Linked DNA regions of Homo sapiens: region 2 is linked to region 1. Evidence: read pairs that join two places in POLR2A ChIA-PET (ENCODE). Cell type or tissue: B cell. All regions are shown on one strand. Each heading gives the region's core, and the rest is flanking DNA. Links, peaks and the distances in the headings are about the cores only.

Region 1 (10,392 bases), core at 1,257-6,256:
CTACAAGGGAGGCTGAGTGGGAGCATCCCTTGAGCCCAGGAGAGCAGCCTGGGCAACATAGCAAGATCCCCATCTCTAAAGAAAAAAGACAAACTGCTTCCTTCAAGCTTCCTGAAAATGTTTGAATTTATTGTCAATGTCAAATGAAAGAACACACCTGTATTTTTTGTATTGCACTATATGTCCTTCGGTATCCCTAAAAAGGGAACTGTTTAGTACTTTTACTTTCTAGAAAAAAATTTTTCAGCCATTGTCCTCAGAAAAGTGCTTTTTAGTACTTTTAAATCAGTTGATTCTTTCAGGATTTAAAAGCAGTACACCAGGCCAGGTGCGGTGGCTCATGCCTGTAATCCCAGCACTTTGGGAGGCCAAGGCGGATGGATCACCTGAGGTCAGGAGTCGAGACCAGCCTGCCAACATGGCGAAACCCTGTCTCTACTAAAAATATAGAAATTAGTTAGGCATACTGGCACATGCCTGTAATCCCAGCTACTGGGGAGGCTGAGGCAGGAGACTCACTTGAACCTGGGAGGCAGAGGTTGCAGTGAGCCAAGATCATACCACTGCACTCTAGCCTGAGCGACAGAGTGAGACTCAGTCTCAAAAAAAATCAATACACCAAATAGTGGAGTTTCCCTATTTTTTCAAATAGAAATATTTCCATCAAAACCTTTTGCTCTCGAATACAAACTAATACTGAGATAAGGAATAATTCTGGCGTGGGGGTGGAGGAGTCTGTTTCTGGCCTGTTGTGCTACCTGGGTCACATATGATGGAGAATAAAACATTAATTTTGTAACTGTGATCTACATTAGGGCCCTGGAGTTCATGCTGTACTTGTTCCTCATGGACCTTTTTCACCCTTTTCCCTCCTCCCAGCCTCATACACAACACACCCTGGTACCATTCAGCATGCTGGGCAGTGGAAGCTGCAAAGAGAAAGACTAAGGCAAGATAATGTATAGCTTAAGGAGTACCTAGGTAGATCCTGAGGTTACCCAGGATCAGTTGTGGTTCCAACTACAGTTCATTCTAAATTATTACAGCTTTTGGCTTATCACAAGATGCTTAATGTAAGGCCATTTTATACCAATCAGGATTCTTCACAGTCTCCCAGTGTGCAGTTTGGATGCTGTTCTCTGGTTAAATGTATTCAGCTGATACCACCAAAAGCACTCATCACTGTATTTGCCCTAGCCAACTCTGACAAAGGATCAGGGAGGAAAACAGCTCCTTTTTTGGACAAACCTGGAGTGTTAGTTTTAATACTAAAAGTGTACATGATGACACAGAACTGCATGGGGAAAATCTGATTTCATTTTCCAAAGCCCAAAAAGTCTCCTTAGCTGGACTCATACTCATGTACCTTGTTGAGACCTGTGCTCATGCAGGCTGGAAACCCTGGCCCCTGTGTGGCATCAGGAAGCAGCAGGACAAGGGCACCTTTAGGATTCAGGGAGAGGGGGCTTCAGGAGACAGATGTCCCTGGGGCCCTGGTTGATAGATCCTATGACCTGTCTCCTAGTGCTGGAATGAGGATGCTGGAGCTGAAAGCCACAACTGCCATCCTCAAGTCTAGATTCCAACTCTCTGTACCAGGTGGCAGGTAGGAGATCATTTCAAATTATAACCTTGGATGTTTCTGTAAAGCAGTGGTGCTTTCGGCTCTTTCTTAGGGTCTTCCTTGTTGGTTTGTTGTGTTCTTTTGCCAAATCCTCTATTTCTCTGATGTTTTCAAAATATGGGTGATGCAACAGCTGTTCACATGTCAGCCTTTGAGTAGGGTCCATGTGGAGACAGCCCTAAAAGAACAGAAAATTCCTTCTTCTTACTTCTTCAAAATTGTATTAACTTATTAATGTCATTTTTTTCTTCTTTGAAAGATGAAACTTCAGTTGCAATAAGAAGGGGGAAAAGGCAGGAAAACACACCAGTCATGATTTTAGTTCCTTCCAGTCATTCCTAAATGGCACTCACATATTAAATAAATAGTTTCTAGAAGTAGTAATGAAAAATCATTTTCTCCACCTTATTCTGTTCTTGAAGCAATTGGTACTCTGCCCTGGGAGAGTAAGATATAATTTTAGAGTTTACCTCAGTGGCCAAATGGGGTAATCCATTTAGCCAGTTTGGTCCCTTGCATGTACTTTGTAAAAACTAGTGTTTTTATTTTAAAAATGATATTTACACATGATAACAAATACAGTTAATACAGCATACAGCAAAGTCTCCACCACTGTAGGTGTTCCCTTCACCCTTCTAAAATCAGCTACTTTTTTTTTTTTTTTTTTTTGGTGTATCCCTCCAGAAATAGTTGATGCATTATAAGTATATATGATCATGTATATAAGGAGAGGCATAACGTACATGCCTTTATATTACATCATTCTTAACTATTTTTGTTGCAACTAAGTAGGCCATGGAGCTCATTCTTGGATAGATTAGATTAAATTTCACAACTACATACTCCAAGGAATTGACTCAGTTTTTGTTGGTTATGTCAGAGGTGTTGAAACCACAGCAACACCATCTTGAATAGGGGCTGGGTAAAATAAGGCTGAGACCTACTGGGCTGCATTCCCAGGAGGTTTGGCATTGTTACTCACAGGATGAGATAGCAGGTCGGCACAAAATATAGGTCACAATGACCTGATGATAAAACAGGATGCAGTAAAGAAGCCGGCCAAAACCAAGATGGTGATGAAAGTGATGTCTGGTTGTCCTCACTCCTCGTTGTACACTAATTATAATGTGTTAGCATGCTAAAAGACACTTTCACCAGCACCATGACAGTCTACAAATACCCATAGCAATGCCCAGAAGTTACCCTAAATAGTCTAAAAAGGGGAGGAACCCTCAGTTCCAGAAAATCCCTGCCCTCTCCTGGAAAACTCATAAACCACCCCTTGTTTAGCATATAATCAAGAAATAACTGTAAGTATACTCAGTTGAGCAGCCCACAGCACTGCTGCCTATAGAGTAGCCATTCTTTTATTCCTTTACTTTGTTAATAAATTTGCTTCCACTTTACTGTGTGGACACGCCCTGAATTCTTTCTTGCATGAGGTCCAAGAACCTTCCTTTGGGGTCCGGATTGGGACCCCTTTCAGGTAACAGTTACATTATCATTTATATTAACTCATTATTTAATACATCAGTAAATAAATAATTTTTAAACCATGTGGGACATTGACTGTAACTTGCAAACATTTTAGTTGATACCATACCTCATTTTACATAAGAGCTATATTTCTAAATATATATATATATAAATATATATATCAAGTTTTTAAATGTACTTCAAATGTACCAGGGAGTTAGCTATTTAAAAGGATCCTGCAGCTAAGGATTTTCTGAAGAAAAAGTTCCCTTTGTAAAACAATCACCACCCCCCTGAAATTTCTGTTTTGTGTAAATTTAGACTTCAAATATAATGTTAGGTTTATTTAAAGTGGAAAATACTTGCAAATGTTTTCTTAATAGGATGTGATCCATTTAAAAAAATTGAAAATATACTTTTCCAAGGAGAATTTTTTTTTTTTTTGAGACGGAGTCTTACTCTGTCACCCAAGCTGGAGTGCAGTCGTGCAATCTCAACTCACTGCAACCTCCGCCTCCCAGGCTCAAGCAATTCTCCCGCCTCACCCTCCTGAGTAGTCGGGATTACAGGCGAGCGCCACCACGCCTAATTTTTTTTATTTTTAGTAGAGACGGTTTCACCATGTTGACCAGGCTGGTTTTGAACTGACCTCAGGTGATCTGCCTGCCTTGGCCTCCCAAAGTGCTAGGATTACAGGTGTGAGCCACTGCCCAGCCAGGAGAAGAATTCTAAAAGGAACACTTTTCATTGCATGGATTGACATAAGTAATTCAGATTCCCCAGTGATGACAACTGCTGTGTGCTTCCTGGTCTGTTGGAAGCCATGATTTTTACCTTTAGGAGCCCCAGGGCAGGATAAGAGATGTTTGGGAATTTTAATTCAAGTGGTTCCTGTTGAAAAGAAAAGAGGTTTTTAATTTACAGCATGTATTCAAATTAAGGTTACCTCAAATTAAATCTTTTGATAGAAACATTTTCCTGGCACCTTCCTCACGTCCTCCACCCTTTGCCCACCCAACCTCCTGCCCAAAACAGTCTCCCTTTGCCTTTTTCACAAGCTTTCTCTCCCCACCTCCAAATCGCTTTTCCAAATTTGCTTCGTAACTACTCCCTTAACTTCCTGCTCTGATACCAATGGAGATAGCAAATTATAAATAAAAATACTAATGAAAAAAAACTTTTCTGAGCAGTTTTTTTTTTGAGGGGGTGGGGGGGCTCAAGTTATATAACTTGCCTTTCCTGAGAATAATTTTTGGCATTTATAGTGTGATTTATAAAAAGGTAGCTGGCTGGGTGCGGTGGCTCATGCCTATAATCCACTCAGGCCAAGTCTGATGGCTTGAGCCCAGGAATTTGAGACCAGCCTGGGCAACATGATGAAACCCTGTCTGTCTCTCTAAAAAAAATACCAAAAAACTAGCTGGGGGTGGTGGTGTGCGCCTCTAGTACTAGCTACTTGGGAGGCTAAGGCGGGAGGATGGCGTGGGTTTGGGAGATTGAGGCTGCAGTAAGCCATAAATGTGCCACTGCACTCCAGCATGGGCGACAGAGCAAGACCCTGTCTCAAAAAAAAAAAAAAAAAAAAAAAAAGGCAGCTCTAATTCTAATTATATAAAGGGAGCTGCAAAATAGATGTTTTTCCCCTACCCAGGTGAACAGATGCTTCTTGATTTTCTGGAATAAACACTGTTGTCTCCTCCCACTAGGGCCTGCTGCTTCCCTTCTCAGCCTGCTGTTTAAACAGTCTCCTGTGGGGCATTCGTCAATCTCCTTTTGGCCGTATAAGGCGATTTTGCGCCAGTCACGTGCTGGAGACAATCAGGAATAACACTATAAATGGGAGGAATGCCGAATGTCAGGCAGACAAACAGGCCAGTTAAAGAGACATACCACTGACAAAGGCTAATTGAGCAGAGAGGCTGAGAAAATAAGAGCCAGCCAAGCTGAGCAAAATAAGTGACTGCAGTGCATTGTGTGTATAAAAGTGGCAGTGTGTGAGCTGCCGACTGGAGTGACTGGCCAGGCTCATCTAATCAAACAGTCCTGGTGCTGTGGCCAGCTTTCACAGTACAGTATTATTTTGGACAGGCAACCAGCTCCCAATAACCAATTCTGGATTGTACACATACTAATCATTGATAAGAGTAGGAGAGAAGAGCCTCTGTTTCAGAGTTCCCTATGTCAACAGGAGAAAAAAAAAATCCTAAAGTAGGTTTGTATTAGCCCTTGACAGTAGCCCCTGTTGCACCCTCATACTTCCACTCATGCTCCATAGCTTAAATATTTCTCTTGTTCTTTCTGTCGGTTGAATCTGAGCATCACTGGGGTTTGACGTGCCATTGCTATATCATCGAGCTCTGCTGTCTCAGCAACAATGTCTGGATGAGGCCAACTGGTTGCCTGTGATACGCTGGAGCCCATCTGTGAGCGTTTCACAGCCCCAGAAGCAAGCAGGCCTCCCTCTGTCAGGGTTACTGACAGGCAGAGGGACTGGGGCACAGATGTTCAACCAGTGCAGCCCCCGCACTGCCTCTTCCTGTGTTTCTGTCAACAGGAAATCTGCAGGACAATCTCTGGGAAGCCATGGGAAGCTTCTTACATTTATGAAACCTGGGTTATTTCTGAGGCTTCACCAACAGACAAGTGAACAGGAAATCACTAGGGATATTTAGTGCACAACTGGGAATGTCCAGATCACAAGGAAGCCAGATGGGTCACCTCCCATATGTCAGGTGTCATTCCTGCCCCTCCGTCCCAGCAAGACCCACTTTGAATGCTAGTGCTACAGGAGGAAGAGGCAGTGGAGAAGCAGAAACCTTCATTGTGGGACAAGCCAAGAGGTTAGGGAACAAACAAAACACAAGTGGTAGAGACAGAACTTCCATCTGAAAACTGAAGGGTTTAGTGAGAAACTGGAGGGTTAGTTTCATTTTTAAGATACCTTCCTCAGTAGAAACTCAAGATTTCACAGACCTTAATTATGCTCTGAAATGTTTTTGATTACAATACAGGCTCATTAGAAGACATTCAAAAATATAAAAAATCATAAAGTTACCCCAAAATCCCACCCAAAAGAGATATCCACTCTTAGTATTTTGATATATATCCTTGCAGCCATTTATTTCACAAATGTAAAAAAAAAAAGCTTTGTGATTTCCCAGATGTTGTCACATTATTTTGTATTTATATATGTAAATATATGTATATATGCATTGTGTGCATATTACATTTTTATTAAAACTTTGTCAAATTATACATACTGGTTTTTTTGTTTGTTTTGTTTTTGTTTTTGTTTTGAGACGGAATCTGGCCCTGTTGCCCAGGCTGGAGTGTACTGACGTGATCTCGGCTCACTGCAACCTCCACCTCCCAAGGTCAAGCCGTCTTCCCACCTCAGCCTCCCAAGTAGCTGGGACTACAGGTGTGTGCCACCGTGCCTGGCTAATTTTTGTATTTTTAGTAGAGACAGGGTTTCATCATGTTGCCTAGGCTGGTCTCGAACTCCTGGGCTCAAGCGATCCACCTGCCTCGGCCTCCCAAAGTGCTGGGATTACAGGCGTGAGCCACCATGCCCAGCCTACACTGTTTTATAACCGTCTTTTTTTTTTTTTTTTAACTACATGGTATTTCTTATTTTTAGAGACAGAGTTTTGCTCTGTCACCCAGGTTGGAATGCAGTGGCATGATCATAGTTTACTGTAACCTCAAACTCCTGGGCTCAAGTGATTCTCCTGCCTCAGCCTCCCAAGTAGCTGGAGCTATAGGCATGTGTCTCCAACCCCAGTTAGTTTTAAAAATATTTTGTAGAGACAGGGTCTTGCTATGTTGCCCAGGCTGGTCTAGACCTCCTGTGCTCAAGCAATATTTCACCTCAGTTGTCTCCTGAGTTGCTAGAATTATAGGTGTGGGCCACCGCACCTGGCTCTGTATGGTATTTCTTTTTTTTCTTTCTTTTTTTTTTTTTTTGGTTCGGAGACAGGGTCTTACTCCTGTCGCCCAGGCTAGAGTGCAGCGATCTCAGGTCACTGCGGCCTCAACTTCCTAAGCTCAGGTGATCCTCTCACCTCAGCCTCCTGAGTAGCTGTGACTACAGGTGCGTGCCACCATGCTAGGCCAACTTTTTGTATTTTAGTAGAGACAGAGTTTTGTCTTGTTGCCCGTGCTGGTCTCGAGCCCCTGATCCACCTGCCTCAGCCTCCCAAAATGCTGGGATTACAGGCATGAGCACACCTGGCCTGATGAGGTATTTCTATTGTAAGGATGTACCATACATAATCCCCTACTGATGGAATACTAAAGGAAATAATTTCTATTAAATAATGCCACATCTTTATGCTCTTGGATTATGGTTTCACAGGAATAAATTGTTGGAAGTGGATTAGGGGTATAAACATTTCAAATTTTTCTGCTTTTAAAAAATGGGCTTCCCCCATTTGGGTTGGCCATAATAGAGGGTAAGCACCAGAGTAAGGCTGGCTAAGGAAGTTTTTATTTATTTATTTATTTTGGAAAGAGTCTTGCTCTGTCGCCCACCCAGGCTGGAGTACAGTGGTGTGGTGCAATATCGGCTCACTGCAACCTCCACCTCCTGGGCTCAAGCAATTCTCCTGCCTCAGCCTCCTGAGTAGCTGGGATTACAGTCATGTGCCACCATGCCTGGCTAATTTTTGTAATTTTAGTAGAGACAGTGTTTCATCATGTTGGCCAGGCTGGTCTGGAACTCCTGACCTCAGGTGAGGTCTCCTGCCCATCTCGGCCTCCCCAAAGTACCAGGATTATAGCGTGAACCATTGCACCCAGCCCAAGGAAGTTCATTATGATTTTTCCCATGGTCTGGAGACCATGGGCATAGTAGAGTAGGGAATTTGGACAATGCTGGGGAAAAACTAGTTAACTTTACCTTGATAGGTCTAGGTCTAAAAGTTGGTTGGCTCTAAGCTACCTAGGTTCAACTGCTAAGAAATGATAAAGGACAGGTGTGGCTCCAGCAGGCAGGCAGCGCTGCCTTCCTATGCAACAGGCTGGCTAGACTCTGTTATCAGCAGCCTCTAAATGAGCAGTAAGGCTAAAGTCTCGCTAGCCAATTTGCTCCAATTTTCTTTTTCTCTGTTAGACTGACCTCCAATGCAGGGTGAGCCATGGGGCTCAGGAGGTGAATAACAACCAAAGCCTAGCTAGCCTGGCCTACAGAGCTCTCTCCAAAATGGGTAACTCACCATATCTTCAGGGTCTGGAATTTTCACTCCACTGAAGTACTGATTCGTGCTAAACACTTGCTGGTGCCTAGGAATGAGATCCCCTTTGGACAAGAAAAGAAAAAGGTAAGTGAAATTGGTTAGCAAACACTGATCTATGGTTTTCTTCCATCAATGCTGTGTTTGTCTGTGCCCATATGCATGGACACTGCAGTGTTCTTGGGCAATCAGAAGGAGAGGCATTCAGGCAACCCACAGCAACCTGTATTGATCCCTACGGTGGACAGCACACTGTGTTAGGCACAGAGGAGGCAAGCAACAGAAACTGAGGGCTACAAGCTTCTTGCTCTCAGGTTCTTGTTCTCAGAGCCTACAGTGTACTGAAGGAACCCAAACCAAACAACTCAGAAGCACATGCACACAAATAAAATAATGCCTTTTAAAAAACAGCAAAACGGCAACAACCACAAATCAAAATCATATTAACTGAATCCTGATAGGTGAAGATAAAATTTTATTGCCCTAGCACTTATAACAGTGTCTAACATAGAGCAAGCACTCAATAAATATTTGAAGAAGGAAGAGAGGGAGGGAGGAAGAGAGGGAGGGAGGGAGGGGAGGGGAGGGGAAGGGAAGGAAGGAAGAAATCACGGATTTTCTAGCTAGAAGGAATACATTTCCACATTGGGACCATCTTTTCTTATTTCACCAGTTAGCAATCACATGGAAATCCCATTTCATCTACTGTTTAGAAGCACTTACAATGTGACATAATGAAACAAGAAGAGTATTTCTATATTTTAGGGGACTCTAGGAAGCTCCTCCTGCCCACATTTCCATCACATCAGCTAAAATCCCCTTTATGTAAAATTCTATATTACACTTGAAGAGGGATTTTGTTCAGAGAATATAGGGAGATACTCAAAGGTGTTCTCCTGGGGCACAACCAGGCCCATTTCCCAGAGCACTGTGGGAGTTCCTACTCCAGGGTATCAAATTATTACTGATGCATCCTAGAAATTTACCTCTCACTCAAATGCAAAAACTGCTGCCTCGCCTCATTTTGGGTGAGCAACCAAGATATACCCTCAATGCCTTGTCCCAGATCTCAGTGAGCAGCATCATGAGCACAATTCCTTGCACCTTAATAACCTTCTTCCTCCAGTGCCAGAGGGGTGACATGGGGAGGCTGTCCTAAAATCACTAGAGGAAACACAGCCAAGAAAGGCTGAGTGCCCCTGGAAGGCCTACAAAGCGCCTTCCATGTCACCCAACAAAGTCAAGCTATCAGCAAACATTTATTGCCTACAATGTGCAGACACTGGTGGAGGGTAAGTAGAAATATAAGACGTGGTCTCACCATCAGGAAGTTTACAGTATCTTTGGGAAGATAAGATTACAAGGGAAGGCATGGCGATGGCAGTTCCTACAAGAGTTTAGAGGAGGAAAAGTTTACCTTAAACTGCGATACTCAGGCGAGTAGTGTCTAAACTCCCTGACTTTGGAAGAGGGCAATCACTACTGATGGGTTTTTTTTTCTCATCTTCCCTCCCTTCTCCCCTGCCCTTCCCCTCCGCCTCCAAGGGTAGAGAGAAAGGAAAGGGCACTGGGGTGGGAAAGCAAGACGGACTGAGTGACATTACAACTAGCTTTCCTCCTGACACTTAGAAGGTTGGGAATCATTCTCCATAGAGTCTGAATAATCCAAACTAGTCAGGCAGGCTGGGATTAAGGACATCCAAATGGATTACCCCATCGTCATAAACAAGGTAAACCATGAAAGCATTCTGTAAACTGCTAAGCCCTTACAGAAATGTGAGTTTTTATTGTTGTTATTGTCATTATTAATGTTTTAACTTGATCCAAACTGCTCAAGAATCTTGGGTTGTTTTTGGACAATGAGTAAGTACTCAATAATTGTTAACTATTTTAATTAAAACAAATATGGCCACCTTTAATGGAGTCATTTAAATGAGGCTTCGAGTTTTCCTCTTTCCTAACTAATGCCTTAAAGGGCATTAGGTGAGACTGAGAACTTGGCTCTGCCCTGCCCCAACCTGGGGAAATATCCAGTTTTCCAAAAGGTGGGACAAAAAC
Region 2 (5,000 bases), core at 1-5,000, 610 kb before region 1:
TTTTTCTTTATCTGTTCTATATTTTTGCCCTTAAATAATTTGATTAAATATGCATTGGTGTGTAGTTCCTTTGTATTTATCTTACTTGGAGTGTGCTGAGCTTCTTGGGTTTGTAGGTTGATAGCTTCCATCAGTTTCTCAGTAATTATATTATCAAATATTTCTTCTCCATCTTTCTTTGTCTCCCCTTCTGTGACTCCCATTACATGCATGTTAGGCCATTTTGATACTGTTCCACAAAGCTTTGGCTACCTATTTCTTTTCTTCCCATTCTTTCCTTTTCTTTATGTTTTAATTTGGATATTTTTTGTGAATCTATTGACTTGTCTTCAAGTTTACTGATGTTTTCCATTGCTGTGTCAAGTTTGCTGTTAATTACCAAGTTCCAGGAAGGAAATTTTTTTTTAAAGTTTGCTGTTTAACCTATATAATGAATTCTTTAGTTCTGACATATTATTTTCTATTTTTAGCATTTCCATTTAGTTCTTTTTTATGGTTCTATCTCTTTGCTGAAATTACCCATTTATTCCTGCATGTTGTCCACATCTTTCTGCTATTAGTATCCTCATCATAGTTTTTTTAAAGGCCCTGTCTGATAATTCCATTGTCTAGACCACCTCTGAGTCTGTTTATATTAAGTCTTTTCTCTCATCATCATGGGCCACTTTTTTGTGCCTTTTGTGTATTTTGTAATTTTTATTTTTTTAAGACAAGGTCTCACTCTCACTCAGGCTGGAGTGCAGTGGTGTGATCATAACTCAGTACAACCTTGAACTCTGAGTTCAAGCAATCTTCCCACCTCAGCCACCTGAGTAGCTGAGACTACAGGTATGCACCGCCACACCTTTCTTTCCTTTTTTTTTAAATTTTATTTCTTGTGGAGACAGGTCTCCTTATGTTGCCCAGGCTGATCTCAAACTCCTGCCCTCAAGCAATCCGCCTGCCTCAGCCTCCCTGTAGTTTTTAAATTATATGCCAGATCTTCTGTCTGAAAGAACAGTAAAGATTGGAATAAATTATATTTATCTTCAGAAAGTGACATGCCCTTTCTTCTTTTTTAGGTTGCTAGAGTAAGAGTTGAGTCAGTCTAATTCGTAGGTGATTTGTATTTGGGCTTTGTTGTAGCTTTAGTTTGATTGAGTTTTACCTCTGGCTTCAAATGTTTTGGGACAGTACTTTTCCTTTACTAGGGCCCCCTATTTGGACACTGAGATTTTCTAGAGATTTGCAGCTGTGCTTCACAGCTGCGTTCCTACCTCTCAGAACTGTGGGAGATCTCTCCATGTTTTATAGTCCAGTTGGTAGGTCATTGGCCACGAGGGAGTTCTCTTTGCTCTCTGATCCCACTTTATGCTTTCTGCACCCTGGAAGACCTCTTTCAGCCTTGCATCTCCTCCCCTGGCCTTTGGAGGGCAGGTACTCTATAGGGTGTAAATATTTGGCATGCCCCTGAGGTGTTTCTTTCAGATCTCCTGTTTGCATCACAAACTTTAGTAGTCCAAAGCTCAGATTGCCTAAAGGGGATTTTCTCAGCTCTCCTCTGCCTCCAGCTGTTGGTGACTGACCCTGATCCCTCCCTGAAGATTATGCGAAAGAGTTAAGGAGTAGGTTAAATTCCGTCTATGGCTGGGTTTCCTTTTTTTTGTTGTTATTATTATACTTTAAGTTCTAGGGTACGTGTGCACAACGTGCAGGTTTGTTACATATGTATACATGTGCCATGTTGGTATGCTGCACCCATTAACACATCATTTACATTAGGTATATCTCCTAAGGCTATCCCCGACCCCATGACAGGCCCCGGTGTGTGATATTCCCCTTCCTGTGTCCAAGTGTTCTCATTGTTCAGTTCCCACCTATGAGTGAGAACATGCGGTGTTTGGTTTTTTGTCCCTGTGATAGTTTGCTGAGAAGGATGGTTTCCAGCTTCATCCATGTCCCTACAAAGGACATGAACTCATCCTTTTTTATGGCTGCATAGTATTCCATGGTGTGTATGTGCCACATTTTCTTAATTCAGTCTATCATTGATGGACATTTGGGTTGATTCCAAGTCTTTGAGGCTGGGTTTCTAAAGATGCTAATTTGGGGCCAGGCGCCATGGCTCAAGCCTTGTATTACGCCTTTTTCACACTGCTGATAATGACATACCAAAGACTGGGCAATTTACAAGAGAAAGAGGTTTATTGGACTTACAGTTCCATGTGGCTGGGGAGGCCTCACAATTATGGCAGAAAGTGAAAAGCAAGTCTCACATGGCAACAGATAAGAGAAGAGAGCTTGTGGAGGGAAGCTCCCCTTTTGAAAACCATCATATCAGCGGGTGCAGTGGCTCACGCCTGTAATCCCAGCACTTTGGGAGGCCGAGGTGGGCAGATCACTTGAGGTCAGGAGTTCAAGACCAGCCTGGCCAACATGGTGAAACCCTGTCTCTACTAAGAATACAAAAATTAGCCAGGCGTGGTGGCAGGCGCCTGTAATCCCAGCTACGCAGGAGGCTGAGGCAGGAGATTCACTCGAACCCGGGAGGCGGAGGTTGCCTTGAGCAGAGATCACGCCACTGCACTCCAGCCTGGGCAACAAGAGTGAGACTCTGTCTCAAAAAAAAAAAAAAAAAAAAAAAAAAAGAAGAGAAAACCATGAGATCTCATGACACTTAATCACTATCATGAGGTCAGGGAAAGACCTGTCCTCATGATTCAATTACCTCCCATTGGGTCCCTCCCACAGCACATGGGAATTCAAGATGAAATTTGGGTAGGGACACAGCCAAACCATATCGCGCCTGTAATCCCAGCACTTTGGGAGGCCAGGATAGGAGGATAACTTGACCCCAAGAGTTCAAGACCAGCTTGGGCAATATGGTGAAACCCCATCTCTACAAAAATACAAAAATTAGCCAGGCATGGTGGCACGCACCTGTAGTCACAGCTACTCAGAGGTCTGAGGCAGGAGGACTGCTTGAGCCCGGGAGGTGGAGGTTGCAGTGAGCTGAGATCATGTTCATGCCACTGCACTCCAGCCTGGGTGACAGAGGGAAACCATGTCTCAAAAAATAAATTAAAAAAAATCTAATTTGCCATGCCAATATAAATGTAGCTGTTAAAAATTTGGGTAGTTTCTTCTTACAAGCCCTGTATGTGCTGGATTCTTCCTCTTGCTGTTACACAAGGGATGAAAGCAGCTATGGGTCTCTTCTTTCCCATTGAGAGCTCATCACTTTCTGGAATTGGTTTATTTAGGTCTCTTTGTTCCCTCAGCTCTTTATTCTTTTTAAACTGTGATTTTGTGTTTGGGTTGTTAAGGTGAGAGGATCTTTTTCAGCTTTCTATGAACAAACTGGAAACAGAATTCCTAAAGTGTGTCATTTCGTATTTGTTTTTCAGACTAATATATTTTGGTGGTTATGGGTGTAGGAGACACAGTGAACTCCAAGACTGTTTTGATGTTCATGATGCATCTTGGGTAAGATAGTAATCACTGTTTACATTTTCCTCCAAGTCAGTATAGCCTTAACATCTTAGAAATAATGAGTCTAGTCTTTCTCATTTTTGGAGCTACCAATTTGTCGTAATTGACGCTATGAAAAAAATGTGTTTTCTCTCTTTAACATTTGGATCCATTTGGCAAAAGGTATCTCTCTAGTGGTATTAGCCTTCATGGCTATTGGCAGAGTAATTTCTTTTCTTATATCGTTAATCACAGATACCTGCTTCTGTTAGACAGGTAGAGGCTTTAGCACAACTTGGAAAAATTATGTTCATATTTAACCGCAAAAGCTATTGTTGACATACACCTCTTTTTAGATATGTCCACTAGAATTATTCATAGGTCAGACTGGCCTCTAGATAAGAGTCAGTTGGTAGTGATACTAATTTTTCTACTTATTCTTACTGATTAGACAATAAATCATTATTAATGAAAGAAGTCATGAATTACAAAAATGAAATTTTTAAACAGATAATTTAAAAAACCATTGATCCTACCACCAAGATGCAGTCTTATTAGTTTTACCTTCTACTAGCGTATATTATTCTACATTAGTGTAAATACATATATATGTGTATATATATATATACACACACACACATTTCATGTATATTGCTTTGTATATGGGTATTATTGAAAATTCCCCATGTTTCTATGTTGTTTTTGAGTTTTAAAAATGACATATCATTAAAGCTTTGCTACTTAAAGTATTGCTGAGAATTTTCAGGAATATAACTTCTATTTATATCTAGTTATTTTTATTCATCAGTGAAATAACTCAATTTTTTTCTCCTACAATACAGTTACTAAGCTAATTATCATGTCCTGAAGTTTCTGGAACACAAATGGTATTTTTTTTTTTTTTTCATTTAGACTCTAAATGAGCTGGGTGTGGTGGCACATTTCTATAATCCCAGCTACTAGGGAGGCTGAGGCAGAAGGATCACTTGTACCAAGGAGTTTGAGACCAGCCTGGGTAACATGGCGAGACCCTGTTTCAATTTAAATAAAATTTAAAAATAGATTCTAAACTAAGTAAATTGTTTAGCTTATTTTACTTGCTTGACAAGGCCTGACAAAAATAAATGATGTCTTTCTGACACACAATATAAAACTGGCACAGAGATCATCTAGAGTAGTGATAGAGGATTTCAGCACCCTGGGAGATGCTAAATATGGTATAGCTGCTAAGTCTTTTCTTTGCTGACAAAGAATTTTATATCTTAGGAGATAAAGAAGAGAGTGGTCATAAGTTTAATCTGTAAGAACAAATTGCTTGGTGAAGTAGAAGTGATTGGAAGTTTTTGGGAACAGGAACCATGACCCACCCCCTAAAGTTTATTACAGCAAAAATGAGGAGTTCTGAGCATGTACTTTAGGGAAACAGATTTTAAAATGTAAACATCATTCCACCCTCTGCAATTTTAAAAAAGATAATCCTTAGAGAAAATTGAAAGATTGTCAACAAGTAAAATTATGATTCACTGCAAACAATACTATGAGAAGAAAAG

What was found. ChIA-PET counts read pairs that join two places held together with the same protein. Peaks named below come from ENCODE experiments on the same cell type or tissue, not always from the same donor. Only the 100,000 strongest peaks of a DNase experiment are listed, where the experiment ranks them.
Region 2: POLR2A ChIA-PET joins it to region 1 with 8 read pairs; 2 of 35 experiments call an interaction of 5 or more read pairs at or near these places.

The regions. Positions count from the first base shown.
Region 1 is chr14:50,330,631-50,341,022 of GRCh38, forward strand. It overlaps CDKL1 (cyclin dependent kinase like 1), which reads right to left. Exons shown (of 10, transcript NM_004196.7): 7 at 8,317-8,399; 8 at 3,935-3,991; 9 at 1,632-1,802. Among named protein-coding and RNA genes, the nearest start is that of DMAC2L, 24 kb to the left of the region's middle. RefSeq lists an enhancer at 4,913-5,534. In B cell, for the core only: no CTCF peak of the experiment used is centred there; no DNase peak of the experiment used is centred there; H3K27ac peaks cover 1,403 bases.
Region 2 is chr14:49,720,488-49,725,487 of GRCh38, forward strand. It overlaps KLHDC1 (kelch domain containing 1), which reads left to right. Exons shown (of 13, transcript NM_172193.3): 5 at 3,387-3,465. Among named protein-coding and RNA genes, the nearest start is that of KLHDC1, 30 kb to the left of the region's middle. In B cell, for the core only: no CTCF peak of the experiment used is centred there; no DNase peak of the experiment used is centred there.